Linked DNA regions of Homo sapiens: all the other regions are linked to region 2. The links are chromatin contacts, found by Hi-C or POLR2A ChIA-PET in ENCODE. All regions are on one chromosome and are shown on one strand. Each heading gives the region's core, a stretch centred on a gene start or an enhancer-like site at or near the end of the contact. The rest is flanking DNA. Distances are from core to core; before and after follow the strand shown.

Region 1 (2,700 bases), core at 3-2,502, 610 kb before region 2:
AGAGGCATCAGGAATAGACCCTGGCCTCAGCTGATTCAGAGATGGTCAGAGCAAAGGACACCCCACAGGGCCTTCTCAGGGCTATGTTTGGAAGCAGCTCTTGTTACCCCAAGCCTGCCTAGCATCAAACACCCTTCCCTTTTATCCTCAACGTTTGTGGTCAAGTATTTGTCACTGCCCCGAGGATATTTAGGGCTGTACAGAGCAACATGTCCTTGTCATCAGGAGCAAGGACACACATGGAGCGGAATCTGACTGATGGGTACACATTGTGCTTTCTGCCCGCTTCTGCAACGGAAGATGCTGGAAATGTTCTGCTAGATCTCAACAGTGTGGGTGGCTGAAAGCAAACTCTGTCCACCACACAGACATAGTCTGAGAGCCCCCTAAGTGTGACTGCCCTGGGCCACCTGGATCCCCCTGCTGGGCTCTGAGCAGGGACATGACTGGTCTCTGTGCAGGCCGCAGGGCAGCTTAGTCCCTGTCACAGCCCCAGAATGATCGCCCCCACCAGGCCCAGGTCGGTCCTCCTGTAAGTCTCCTGGCAATACTGCTCTAAAATCCCACTTCCAGCCCAGTGCAGGGACTCACGCCTGTAATCTCAACACTCTGGGAGGCCGAGGTGGGAGGATCACTTGAGCCCGGGAGTTCGAGATCAGCTTGGGCAACATAGTGAGACACCCGTCTCTACAAAAAAAAAAAAAAAAAAAAAAAAATTAGGCGGGTGTGGTGGCATGCACCTGTGGTCCCAGCTACTTGGGAGGCTGAGGCAGGAGGCATTGCTTGAGCCCAGGAGTTGGAGGTTGTAGTGTGCTAGGATAGCGCCATTGCACTCCGGCTTGGGCGACAGAGCGAGGCTGTTTCTGAATGAATGAACGAATACATAAGTAAATAAGAAAATAGGTAATACATAAAATAAAATAAATAAAATAAAATAAAATAAAATAAAATAAAATAAAATAAAATAAATAAAATAAAATAAATAAAATAAAATAAATAAAATAAAATAAATAAAATAAAATAAATAAAATAAAATAAAATAAAATAAAATAAAATAAAATAAAATAAAATAAAATAAAATAAAATCGCACTTCCCAGCGGTTACACCCGGCCACGGAGGTCCCCAGGCTGGCTGCGAGGGCGCCGGGGAGGTCACTGTTACTCCAGCCCCGCAACCCGCGGCGGCCCTCGCACACTTCCGCCGGAAGTCAGCCCCTCAGGGGCGCCGTGCTGATGTCACGAGCCCGCAGGAAGTCTCGTATCGCGCCCGGGAGGCGCCGGAGCCCAGCGGCTGGCGGTAAGGCCGCCTCCGCGGGGCTGTGGGAAGCTTGGGCTGTCCCAGGACCGTCAGTCTCCTCCTCTGACCCTCCCTTTCCCCTTGTGTGTAGGGCCGCCGTCCCACCCCCACCTCGCCCGAGTCCGGGGCGGCCCCGGTGTCCCCTCCGAGCCTGCTGCACTCCACGTCCCCCTACCAGGGCTCCAGCCCCCAGGGAAATCTCCGACCAGGCCCGCCCAGGAGGTGCCTTGGATGGGGGTGGCTTCGGGAGGCCCTAATGGGGAGTGGCGGGGAGAGACCCAAGGCTACCGACTTGGCTTATTTCTTCCCAACTAGCTGTTTCTCACAAAGTCTTTATTATTATTGTATTTTGAGACGGGGTTTCGCTCTTGTTTCCCAGGCTGTAGTGCAGTGGCGCGATCTCGGCTTACTGCACCCTCCGCCTCCCGGATTCAAGCAATTCTGCCTCAGCCTCCCCAGTAGCTTGGATTACAGGCATGCGCCATCACGCCCAGCTAATTTTTTTTGTATTTAGTAGAGACGGATTTCACCATGTTGGTCAGGCTGGTCTCGAACTCCTGACCTCAGGTGTTCTACCCGCCTCGGCCTCCCAAAGTGCTGGGATTATAGGCGTGAGCCACCGCGCCCGGCCTCTTTTATTGTTTTTAGAGATGGGGTCCAGCTCTATGGCCCAGGCTGGAAGGCAGTGGCACGATCACAGCTCACTGCAGCCTCGACCTCCTGGGCTCAAGCCATCCTTCCACCTCAGCCTCCCAAGTAGCTGGGACCACAGGCGCGGGCCACCACGCCCCACTGATTTTTAAATTTTTATGTAGGGACAGTGATCTCACTGTGTTGCCCAGGCTGGTCTCGAACTCTTAACCTCAAGCTATCCTCCTGCCTGGGCCTCCCAAAGATTTGGGAGCAGGCCTAAGCAACTTAGTCTGGGCCATTTCTCCCAAAGTCTTACCCATTCATGCTGGGGGTGCTGAAAATCCCCTACTTCCAAATCCTTTTCCACAGGTATTCTGCCTTTGACTGCAACTCTTGTCGTCTTATGTGGGTGTTGAATTGATCTGTCTCTGCAGCCAGATCCAGGCTCCTGGAAGAACCATGTCCGGCAGCTACTGGTCATGCCAGGCACACACTGCTGCCCAAGAGGAGCTGCTGTTTGAATTATCTGTGAATGTTGGGAAGAGGAATGCCAGAGCTGCCGGCTGAAAATTACCCAACCAAGAGAAATGTAGGCTGGGTACCCTGAATCACCCCGTGAGAATTGCTGCTGTTTGTTTACTCTCACCTATCATGTCATGAATAGCTTCTTGTTTGGTTATCTCACTTGGCATTACAGCCCAGAATCTTATCTGCTAAGGTCAAAAGTGACCAGTTCCGGTATCTTTTTTGGTTTGTTTTTGAGACAGGGT
Region 2 (2,700 bases), core at 117-2,616:
ATGGATGGCAAGACATTGCGGAAAGGTGGAAGGATGTTGCGGAAAGGTGGAAGGATATTGCGGAAAGGTGGAAGGATATTGCGGAAAGGTGGAGGGGGAGGAGGCTGAGCAACAACTGTATACAAGTTGGGGAGGAGTAGAGAATGGACGTAATCATGTAAGGCAGAGAAGTCTGGACCCATGAGCCAAGGAAAGAGCAATAACCTGGACATCAGGATAGCTGCACTTCTCTTCTAACATGGACCTATCAGTTTATCTTTCTGGCCTTAGTTTTGTCATCTGAAAAATGAGACATCTGTATTAGAATCACTACATGTGCTTTATGTTTCACAATTCTTTTGGATATATTGATGCAATGTCCTGAGAAACTACACTACAGCTGAACCTAAGCAAATTAAAGGAAAAATAACAATAACTAATGTATATTATTATTTGTCTCAGGCATTCTAAGTAACTTGCCAATAGGTGGAGGGACCAAGATGCCAGCCCGGGCAGTCTGATTTCAGAGCCCATACTCTTTAACAACCATGCTGTAGAGTACTAAAGAACCGCTTGGATAGGGCATTTAAAGGAAGCAGGGTAGCTTTCCTATTCTGGAACGTGGTCTTGTAGATAATGGTTAACGCCAGTAAAGACTAAACCTTACCCTCACCTCATGACTATTGTGGGGTTGCCTCAACAGGTGGCAGCCTCCTCCCCCTATTCCAAAGACAACTTCCTTATTCAGAGCCCAGCGAAAGGGGAGATAGGTTTTGTTACGCCCCTAAGAAGCTCTTCCGGCCATTGCCCCACAGAACCGAAGTGCTGACAGAACCAAAGACGAAATGTGCCTATAGAAAGCTTTCTGGTATCATTATCTCGGTTCTCAGCTCTTCCTGGTTCTCACATGATGACCCAGCACCCGTATGCATACTTCATCTTATTACTTCCTTTTATTAAGCCCAGAGAGATACTGAGTAAAGAGAGCACGGGGAGAGAACAGAAAAACAAATGAACGGGTTAAGAGCAGGCTACAGGCCACAAGAGTCCTGCAGGGTTAGAGCCTGTACCTCAGACAAAGGTCCTTCAAGCATCCCCTTTCTCGCTCCCTATTGTTACCCTGCTTTCGTCCCGCTCAAGGTCTTGAAGCTAGTGCATAACCTTACAGCAGGATCAGAAATGCGGAGAGTAGCAGACACAAGCCGCAAGGGGGATACAACAAAATCTACTGCTCGTGCAAGATCCGACTTCCCAGACCCCTTCGCATTAGGGCGGAGCGTGCACCCGGCAGCCAATCCCCGCTTCCTCACGTCGCCGTATCCCCGCCCACCGCCCCTCCCGCTCCGCCCTTCCCTGGGGCTGGTGCGGCGGCGGAGACGTCAGCGCCAGGAGACTTCGGGTGGCGGCTGCGCCATAGGCGGGCCACGGCCTGGACGCGCTGCGGGGAGGGGCGGAGCGAGCGGGCGGGAGCGCGCGCTGGGCCCGCCTTGGCCGCCGCCGCTGTGCTGCCGCTGCCGGGGAATAATCTGGGCGGCAGCGGGCGGCCTCGGCTAGCGGCCACGAGCCACTTCTGCGGCTGCCCAGAGAAGCAAAGGTCACCAGTCCCAAGTCGTCCCCCTCTCCGCCCCCCAGGAGGGGCGAGAGGGAGCCGCAGCTGATGTCAGGTATGGCCGGCGGAGGCGCCCTCAGGCTACGGGTCCAAGGTCTCGTCTCCCCTCGCCCTCCCCCCTCTCCGGGTTGGTGGGGAAGCGTGGAGGATGGAACCAAACCCCGGGCGCGGCGGAACAGGTGTCTCGGGGTCAAAGCCGGGCTGGGGTCGTCCGGGCTCCTGAGGAAGGCGCGAGGACTTCCCGCTCCCGGAGCCTTAGCGATCTGCCACAGCGTTCGGCTGCGTACCCGGCCTCAATTTTGTGGACATGTACCCTCCTCTTCGTCGTGGGTCCTTCCCTTGTGCCCGCTCGCGCCCCTCTTCTGCTCGCGCGCTGCCTGGCGGCGCGGCGGGGCGCGCAGTGCGCCCGGACCGGACCACTTAGCGGTCCTGCCCCGCCGGGCCCTCCCAGTCCCTCCTCCCGGGCCCTCCCCGCCCCGCCGCAGACCTGTGGGTCCCGCCGGACTGGGCGCCCAGGTGTTGGGCACCTTCGCCGGGGAGCCACTCGGCTGCCGCGCCGCCTGAGCGCCCAGCGAGCGGGCTCCTTCCAGAGGTGCCTGGAGCTTGCTTGGGTCTAGCTTGGATCATCAGGTTTGTCTGTAGCTGATTTATTTCTTTAAGTTTCCCTGCCGCAGAGTGAAGCAGATACGTGTGTGTTGGGGCATTCGGGGCATGGAGGAGGAAGAAAGGCATTAAATTTTTTTTTTTTGCTTCTGCACCCCATTTTTCCCCAACAAATTGTGATGGAATTAGTAGGTGTTGACAAGTTGTCCATTTGCTTTGAATTTGGGTAAGTCGTACACTCTTAAAAGATGACCATAATTTAGCGCTGTGGATTTATTCTTTCCTGGTCCTTACCGTCTCCCCACCCCCCACCACCCCGCATTTAAAGCAAACAACAGTATCAGCAACAAAAAACCCACACATCCTGGAAAAATTCTCAAGATTTCTAACCTAGTTCTCTATATCCATTGTACATACTACTGTATTTCCTTTTAACGCTTTTTTAAGATAGAAAACTATTGTGCTAACCATGGATTGATTTCATTATGAATTTAAAAGTTATAAATTTA
Region 3 (2,767 bases), core at 152-2,651, 630 kb after region 2:
CTTACCTCCAGTGCGATGTGATTTCTTCAGGGTCCTTATTGATTTGAAGATGCAGGTGAAAGGAGCCTCCTTTCCAGGTCATCAACCTTGCCAAGCTGCTTTCGGGCAGGGTGTACCGCAGGCATCTTGCAAGTCTCACTACTTGTCACATCAGCCACTTCATGGTCTCCCTTCTGTATACACTTTCAATCCTAGATATGCTTTTTAGATGGCTTACCAGTTGGATTTTTGATATCAGTATAGAGGATGTAGGACAAGTGCCTTTCTAACTTAGAGAGAAAGATTGTCTCGGGAGTGATGGTTCCTCACAGTGGCAGATTTTCATAACCCTTGCTGTAGTATGGATAGCTGTAAGAATGTGAACTGTATCAGACAGACTTGTAGCTCAGATCTTGGCTTTACCACTTATTGTACAGGGTTACTATAAGAATTTGGTGAGTCAATATGTAATATTTATTTGTATGTCTATATACACAGTATCTGATGTATACTAGATACTCAGTAAGTATTAGTTTCTTTTTAGATTGGAAGGAAATTATGGTTAATGCCTTAAAAATCATGCCAGAGTAGAGTAGAATTGATTAAATCATTTAGGAATTATGCTCAATTGAGAGTTACAGTAAAAGGCAGGGGTTTAATTTGGGGCTTAATTTTTCTCATGTGACAAGAAGTCTCATAGAAGGTAGTTAAAGTATTGATTCAGGAGCTCAGGAATGTTAAGACCAAAGTCCTATAGTTCCTCATAGTTGCAAGTTAGCTATTGCAGCTCCAGCCATCATATCTATTTTCCAGGAAGCAGGAAGGAGGAAGACAGCAAAGGGAGAATAAAACTGTGTCCAGAAACTTTTCAAAAAATCTCTAACAGTTTTACTGGCCATATTATAACATATGGCCACCCCTAGTGGCACGGGAGCCTGGTAAGGAGCCTACTTTAGCTTGGTACTTTGCTACTACCCCCAGAAAAATCAGGATTCTATTAAAGATGAAAGGAAGGATGAATATTGGGTAGGCTACAAGAGGTCTCTGACATAGATATCAACCTATTTTGCTTTTAGAAGGTTCATTTGTCCAACAATAGATATCAGTGGAGGTGGGGGAGGACAAATAGAGAGAAGCATTCATTAGTGATGCCTGGATTCTATTTAGGGCCACGAAGTCTTTGAGTAGTCATAGTGGGACAAGAAATAAAGAAGGACATTAATTTAAAAAAAAATCTTGGATAAGCTAAGCACAATGCTGGTAGGACCTTTACATGTATTAACTCATTAATTTTTACAGACGAGGTAGGCAATATTATCTATATATCTTATAGAGGAGGAAACCAAGGCTCAACAATACCCATTTCCCAAGGTCACAAAAAAAACAGTAACATTAATGGAACCGGAATTGAGACTTGCGCCTGACTAACCACAAAACCTATGCTTTGCATCGTGTTGTTTTCCTGTCTCCACTATATAAATAACGCTGCAGAAACCTGCTGTTTCACTTTGCTTCTCTTTTCCGTAGTGCCTTCTCCTGTGAGGTCCACAATAACTATATATTGACTTCAATGATTTGTGTGCAGAACTAAACTGAGTGTTCTATAAAAGATTGCTGCTGTTAGTTGCTGAAGGCTGTAGAGATGAGGCCGGGAGAGGAAGAAGTGGTGCTTCTCTCTTATCACCGCCACTCAGAGGTGGGAATGACTGCCTTGGGATATATGCCACCAGTGTCGGTAGCATTCAAGGACATTCTTTGGGACAAAGAGAATGTGGCAAAGCAGCAGTGACCAATCTGAGTGAGCCAAAGTCCAAAAGGAAAGCTGATAGAATGAGTTGGCATGGAGGTGTATCTTCTCAAGTCAGAAGCCTGGGAATTATCTTTGACTTCTTCCTCTTTCATTCTCAACCCAATTGATCACCAATCACTTTATTTCTACCTCCTCTGGCTACCTTGCTTATCTGTCCTTTCCTCTACCTCCCCACTGCAACTACAGTGGTTCTGGCCTTATCTTTCACATGGATTATTACAAAGAGTTTTTGTAATAGCCCTTAATGCCCAGTCCTACTTTCATTCAATCCATTCACCCACAAATCTGACCATGTAGTTGCCTTACTTGATGGCATCAGAGGCTCTTCAGCTGCCTGTAGGATAAAATCCAGTAATTTGTGTCTACTGTGCATATATGGTCCTTCGTGGTCTGGTCCTGCTCCTCTGTGTAAACGTTCAGGTCTGTTCTGTGTCACCATACAGAGTTTCTTACCATTTCTTGAGTATATTCCTTTCTCTTGAAGTTTGTGCAATTTCTGTCACTTCTCTGAAGAACTTTATCCCATACGTCTTGTGTTCACTGAGCAAATTCCTGTTCATCCTTCAAACCCCTGCTCAAATATCTTTCATCTTCAATGCCATTTAGTCTCCCCTCTGGTCCCTTAACACCTTGTACATCTGACCAGGAGTGCCATGAAGTGGGGATTCGGGTTGACTCATCATTGTTCCCTGTGCGTGGCATGCATCAGCCACTCAATAAATATTTAATGTTTGATGTGTGCAGGAACAGTCAGACTAGACAAAAGACAGAAGAACTTGTTATCTAAGTATTACTCTTAACCATGAAAAGCTCTAACTTTGGATAACCTCCTTACCTTTCGGTGCTAGAGTAATGGGAATATATTTGAAACATTACTTCATCTCTCCGAAGTGAATTATTCTCACCAGGTTCTTAACAGTTTCTGTTAGTTTTTCAGGTTATGTTTAATAATTCCCATGATACCAGCTGAATGATGAT
Region 4 (2,700 bases), core at 95-2,594, 540 kb after region 2:
GCCTGGCTGGTCTCGAACTCCTGACCCCAAGTGATCCGCCTGCCTCAGCATCCCAAAGTGCTGGAATTACAGGCATAAGCCACCTCGCCCAGCCTCCTGTTTCTTTCATCTATTAAAACTCCACTCTTAAACTCACTCCTTGTGTGTCCTCGTCCTTCAGTTTCTTTGGCGTGAGACGATAACCTCAGGTATTTACCTCAGACAACTCTGCTACTTCAGAAGTATTTACTTTATTAAATGAATATGATTTATTGTTTTGAAGTAAAATGTTTAAGGTATGCATGTATTTTTTATGATTTCCCACTTTAACTGATTTTTTTATTAAATGAAGAAATGGTCTCAATCACATTGGCTAACATGGCCTCTATTTATTTAATTCATCTGTTTTTCCCACTTTGGGGCATCAACAGCATGGAGTATTTGGAAAACTACTTGTATTTGTAAAGAGTAAAATGCAGTTTAACAAAGAAGTTAGTTTGTCATTGTATAGTTCAGGAACTCTGGCCTGGATGAGAGCATGAGTTTGAAATTTTGTCCTCAAGATTTTGTTTTTATCTTACCATCACCTTTTATGCTTAAGTTTATGATTGGCCATAATTATCAAATTGACACATTATGTCATGTGAAAATCTGTTTACCAAACTTTTCTATTAATAAACTTGATGTTTAATTGTAATATTAAGAGTCACAGAGTGCTGTAGATTCTGTTTGTCATAGTTGTGTAGCTTTTAGAGTTTAGGGAAATCTAGTTTTTAGAATTGACACAATGATTTTTAATTTTAGCAGTGTGTTGAATAACCTGTGATATACCATTCACTTATTAACTTCACATTGTTGTATAATAAGTTATAAATTTTAGATCAGATAAGAAAGTAAAACTGGTATTAATTTGGGAAGAAGAAATTGCAGAACTTGAGTGATTTTTCCAAATAATGTGTCAGCTGTAACTTGAATGTGTTATTTTTATCCCCAAGGGTATTTTGAAATATACTTATGTGAATTTCTTATAGTTTATTTTAACCATAAAACTATTTTGATATTTTTATAATGCCATCGATGATACTGTATGCATAGTGAGGGCATGGGTTGTCTGTTCTTACCACCATATTCCCAGCACTAGCATGGAACAAATGAATAAGAACGGAGTAAAAATGCATAATCTAAACTTGACTATGTGTGTCTTCAAAATAATACCTTTAAGTTATTTTGAAGGAAAAAACTATGTATCCAACAAATTCAAACAGATACTTACAAAATTAAGACGATTGTAAATGTGTGTTGTCCTCCTTCTCATTGTTTTTCACATCCAAAAATGTCCTCTTGGAGCCTCTTATCTGAGTAGCTTCTGTGGATCTGATGATGCTAGGATTTTATTTTTTCTTTTATTTTAAAGTTCTTCTGATTACATCATCTCTTTGTATAGACATCATTCTTGACAGATGGCATTTATTAAATATGGACAGTAGCAGGCAGTTAAAAAGACCTGCATGAGATAGGCAGGAACCTTTCTTTTTTCTTTCTGACTCTCAGAAGCAATACCAGCATTAGCTTTATTTAACTTCTAGATTAATTTAAAAAGAAACCTCTTTAAATTATGACTCAACAGGTACAGGGTGAAGTGGGGGAAATGTATGTGTGTTTTAAAGCTTCCCAAGTGATTTTGACCATCAGTTAAGTTTAGAAACCACTGATTACAATTAATTTCCTTAGAATTTGCTCATATATTTAATTCCAAAGAGGAAGAAAATTGAAATTTTAAAAAACATATGAGTATTTTTGGAGATGACATAACTTTCCTTTTATTGTGTTAAAAAAAGCTTTAAGAACTGTTTTTTTCTGCATTTTTATTAATTATCAAGATTTAGTGATGGTTTAGAGAGCTAAAAACACCTTTAGGGTGAATTCAGAAGATCTAGCAGATACAATGATGAAATATGATCAGCAAGCTTTAGGAGAGGATAACAAATGTGTGATTTTGAAATCTCTTCTATTTGAAACCAATCCAGAGTCTTGAATTTGATCCAGTATATAGTATGCTACAAATGGAAAGATTAAACTGGAGCAATATAATTAGGGTAAGCCATTGCATCTGCACTTGTATCGCAGCAACTGAATTTGAAACCAGCTGCAAAATGGTGACTAATCTCTCTGGCAAGCCCACATGAGAGTGTAGTACAATAAGCCAGCTTCAGCCTCATGAGCACATGTTTCTTCAACTTGCCTCTGAGCAGGTGATGGTGATGATGCAATCTGATTATACTTTTGAATGTATTCTAACCACAGTCAACAGTAGAGTCTCACAAGGGATTTCACAAAAGACTTCAAACCGACTGTATATTTTTCAGAGAGTTGAGCTATAGACAGCCATGGAAAGTAGTAGTTTTTTTTTTCACGTTAGTGACTACTGTACTTTGCAGTACTTTATAATCTTAAGTTTAGGAGGCTTTAGTTTTCATATGTGAACTGAAGATGAGAAGAATAATGTGGAAAGAAAGTACTTGTACTTGGAGCTTTTATTCTGAATTGTTCACAACAACTTACACTGATCAATTAAAATAATTAAATTGTCTAGACTATTTAATTCTGTACAAACAAGAGATGGTAAATCAGTGTACTGTGTTTAAGTGGTACACTAACCTTTCCATATTCAGAGAAGTACCTCCCTGGGTCTTGAACATTAAAGGTGTTTAATAAGTACTC
Region 5 (2,700 bases), core at 198-2,697, 580 kb after region 2:
CAGAATGAAGGCTGGAAAATAGATAGGAAATACTGTGGGCAGGACCACCACTGACCTGCTTAGTGCATTTTGTGAATTATGAAAAGGTCACCCCAGCTGGGCACGGTGGCTGACGCCTGTAATCCTAGTACTTTGGGAGGCCAAGGTGGGCAGATTGCTTGAGCCCAGGAATTCAAGTTCAGCTCAGACAACACGGTAAAACCCTGTCTCTACAAAATATACAAAAAATTAGCCAATATGGTGGTATGTGCCTGTGGTCCCAGCTACTCGGGAGGCTGATTTAGGAGACTCACCAGAGTCCAGGAGGTCAAGGATACAGTGAGCTGTGATCGTGTCACTGTACTCCATCCTGGGTGATAAAAGTGAGACCTAACTAAAAAAAAAAAAGTACCACTTCTTTAAGACATTTTACTTCCATCTGTTAGAAAATTGTTGTAATATGTTTATTAGAATAAGACACTTGACTGCCATCTGCTGGAAAATTATTAAAGATATGTCTTTGGTTTCAATGCTCCTCTCCTTTTCACATCCTTGTGCAGTACACAAATTTTGTGGGTGCGAGTAATAGGACTTGGTAACGGATCACATTTCTTATTAAAAGGAAAAGGAAGAAATCTCAAGTTTGGATGGTAGGGAGGTTAGTAGTGACATTAATAGAACTAGAACTTATTATTGGGGAATAGATTTATAAGGCAGAATCATTCTTTACATGGAAAGACACTCATCTTATTATTTATTGATCCCAATTGTTTGCATTTACTTAGTAAGAATTTTGATACCTTTTCTTCTAGAATCTCAGCTCTCCCCCCTTGTGACATCTGAGAATGTTGACCAGTTCCTCTTTTGTATTCCATACACCCCTCTCTTCTGTATCTTTTCTTTCTATTCTGAACGTTGCTTCTTATCCGTCTCCTTTGCAGGCCCTTTTCCCTCAGTTTCCATTCTTGTGCTTTTTTATACAGTGGGCGCTCAATAAATGTTTGTTTAATTGAATTGCATTGCTTTTGAAAGATCAGTTGCAGGTTTTTCAGGAGACTGATTCATAGGCAGTTAGGGACTAAGGGCGTGCCAGAATTCAGAAAGTAGAAACCTATCCTAAATACAGTTCCTTGTTTCGGGATGTATTTTTTACACAGTAGGTCACTCTTCCTTGGGGAATATCTGTACTGTTGATCCGTTCATCATTGTTCAGCAGTGGCAACACCAGGAGAACAAATTATTTACATTGGCTGTGTCATATGGGTGTGTCTAATTCGGAGAACTTTCAAACAAAATAATGAAGCTTCCCCAGCTTCTAACTTGGGAAGTATGAAAAGTTACTTAAAAAAAAATCTTGACTCTTGTTTAAGTACATCAGTGACTGATTAAGTCACAACACATTTTAATATTTTCATTCGAGGTTTCTTGCTAACATTCTTACCACCACTACCACTAACCCCACCCCATGTGTGTAAGTTACTTTTCCTTTCATTTTTCGTGGGTCTTGTGTGTTAAGGCAAAGTCAAGAACTTTGCTCTTCTGATAACTTAACATTGATTGTGTGACTGCTTTGTGCAAATTGCTATGGGATGCCTCATGGAAATTACAAAGGTTTCGTTTGCTTCTGCCCTTCAAGAGAGACTTGCTTAGTGGGAGAAGTAGATGCATATGCAACTGCTCCAGGGCAGGCGATGACAAGGATCATAATATAGTGCAGACAGAGACAGGATTCCCTGTCTTAGAGTGATATAAACATCACTCGAAGACTGAGTCACATATATGGACTTGCCATATTTCTTTCCTAAATTGCACACTTAACTCTTCACTTTCCTGGGCTGGATTAGAATTTGTTTTCGTCGAAGGCTTCATGAGTTGAAAGCACATTACATATATGTAAGATTTAATGGATTTAATTTAAAATGCATTGAATAACATTAATTTTAGCAGGTTTGATTGTTTTAAATGCTTTTAAGCCGGCACTCTTAAACGAAAATAGAGAATATCAGAGTGATATTAAATAAACAATGATATAAAACAGGAGTTTTATGTTTATGGAAACCTAGTATTTAGGAAATAAATATCCTGAAATTCTCTAGCCAAATTATATTTTTAAATGTTTTGAGCATAGGATACAAGTTATAAACAGCCTAGTAGGGAAAAATGTATATTACTGTCATAAACATAGGTAGTATTTAAAATATTAAATATGGATAATTGATATTTAATTGAAGTGCTTTTTATTTAATTAAAGCCAATGACATTTTAAAATTATTTCTTTATTAATTTTTCTTCAATTAAATTTTAGCCTGTATTTTAGATACAAGGGGTGCATGCGCAAGTTTGTTATATGGGACTATTGCATAATGCTAAGGTTTGGGGTATGGATCCCATCACCTGGGTAGTGACCCTAGTACTCAATAAGTGGTTCTTCAGCCCACATTCTCCTCCCTCCTCCACCCCCAGTAGACCACAGTGTCTGTCATTCCTGTGTTTATGTCCATGTGTGCTCAATGTTTAGCTCTCATTTATAAATGAGAACATGCAAAGCCAATGACATTTTTCCAGTCATTGGAGTAACAAAGACGTTTGAATTTTAAAAATTTAAATATATTTAAGATTGAAATTTAGGCCGGGCGTGGTGGCTTACGCCTGTAATCCCAGCACTTTGGGAGGCTGAGGCTGGCAGATCACCTGAGGTCAGGAGTTTGAGACCAGCCTGAC

What was found. Hi-C counts contacts between places; a loop is a spot of excess contacts on that map. ChIA-PET counts read pairs that join two places held with the same protein, here RNA polymerase II (POLR2A). Pooled maps may share reads with other maps.
Region 1: a loop to region 2 is called in a pooled map, with 7 times the contacts of the local background. The contact joins the promoter of ZDHHC4 here to the promoter of C1GALT1 in region 2. A Hi-C loop is called at or near these places in 2 of 168 maps with a recorded cell type or tissue (ovary and posterior vena cava), 4 of 37 single-sample maps with no recorded cell type and 12 of 50 pooled maps.
Region 3: a pooled map shows a loop between it and region 2 (6-fold over the local background). The contact joins the enhancer-like site here to the promoter of C1GALT1 in region 2. A Hi-C loop is called at or near these places in 4 of 37 single-sample maps with no recorded cell type and 5 of 50 pooled maps.
Region 4: a loop to region 2 is called in a pooled map, with 5 times the contacts of the local background. The contact joins the promoter of RPA3 here to the promoter of C1GALT1 in region 2. A Hi-C loop is called at or near these places in 1 of 37 single-sample maps with no recorded cell type and 8 of 50 pooled maps. POLR2A ChIA-PET finds 5 or more read pairs at or near these places in 2 of 52 experiments (PC-9 and activated naive CD4-positive, alpha-beta T cell).
Region 5: a loop to region 2 is called in a map of naive thymus-derived CD4-positive, alpha-beta T cell, with 17 times the contacts of the local background. The contact joins the enhancer-like site here to the promoter of C1GALT1 in region 2. A Hi-C loop is called at or near these places in 3 of 168 maps with a recorded cell type or tissue (CD4-positive, alpha-beta memory T cell and naive thymus-derived CD4-positive, alpha-beta T cell), 17 of 37 single-sample maps with no recorded cell type and 22 of 50 pooled maps. POLR2A ChIA-PET finds 5 or more read pairs at or near these places in 2 of 52 experiments (T-cell and naive thymus-derived CD4-positive, alpha-beta T cell).

Annotation. Positions count from the first base shown.
Region 1 is chr7:6,576,202-6,578,901 of GRCh38, forward strand. It overlaps ZDHHC4 (zDHHC palmitoyltransferase 4), which reads left to right and starts at 1,253. Exons shown (of 8, transcript NM_001134389.2): 1 at 1,253-1,297; 2 at 2,365-2,519. RefSeq lists a silencer at 1,273-1,602 and an enhancer at 1,881-2,496.
Region 2 is chr7:7,181,178-7,183,877 of GRCh38, forward strand. C1GALT1 (core 1 synthase, glycoprotein-N-acetylgalactosamine 3-beta-galactosyltransferase 1) reads left to right here and starts at 1,367. Exons shown (of 4, transcript NM_020156.5): 1 at 1,367-1,643. RefSeq lists silencers at 1,107-1,716, 1,937-2,156.
Region 3 is chr7:7,814,835-7,817,601 of GRCh38, forward strand. All of the region lies in intron 3 of UMAD1 (UBAP1-MVB12-associated (UMA) domain containing 1), which reads left to right. Among named protein-coding and RNA genes, the nearest start is that of RPA3, 98 kb to the left of the region's middle. RefSeq lists enhancers at 1,312-1,501, 2,370-2,459. Within about 2 kb of position 1,402, at least 3 of the 41 ENCODE cell types and tissues checked have a DNase peak (open chromatin) inside an H3K27ac peak, as active enhancers do.
Region 4 is chr7:7,717,263-7,719,962 of GRCh38, forward strand. RPA3 (replication protein A3) reads right to left here and starts at 1,345. Exons shown (of 8, transcript NM_002947.5): 1 at 1,253-1,345. All of the region lies in intron 2 of UMAD1 (UBAP1-MVB12-associated (UMA) domain containing 1), which reads left to right.
Region 5 is chr7:7,760,989-7,763,688 of GRCh38, forward strand. The region is part of intron 2 of UMAD1 (UBAP1-MVB12-associated (UMA) domain containing 1); the gene reads left to right. Among named protein-coding and RNA genes, the nearest start is that of RPA3, 44 kb to the left of the region's middle. Within about 2 kb of position 1,448, at least 10 of the 41 ENCODE cell types and tissues checked have a DNase peak (open chromatin) inside an H3K27ac peak, as active enhancers do.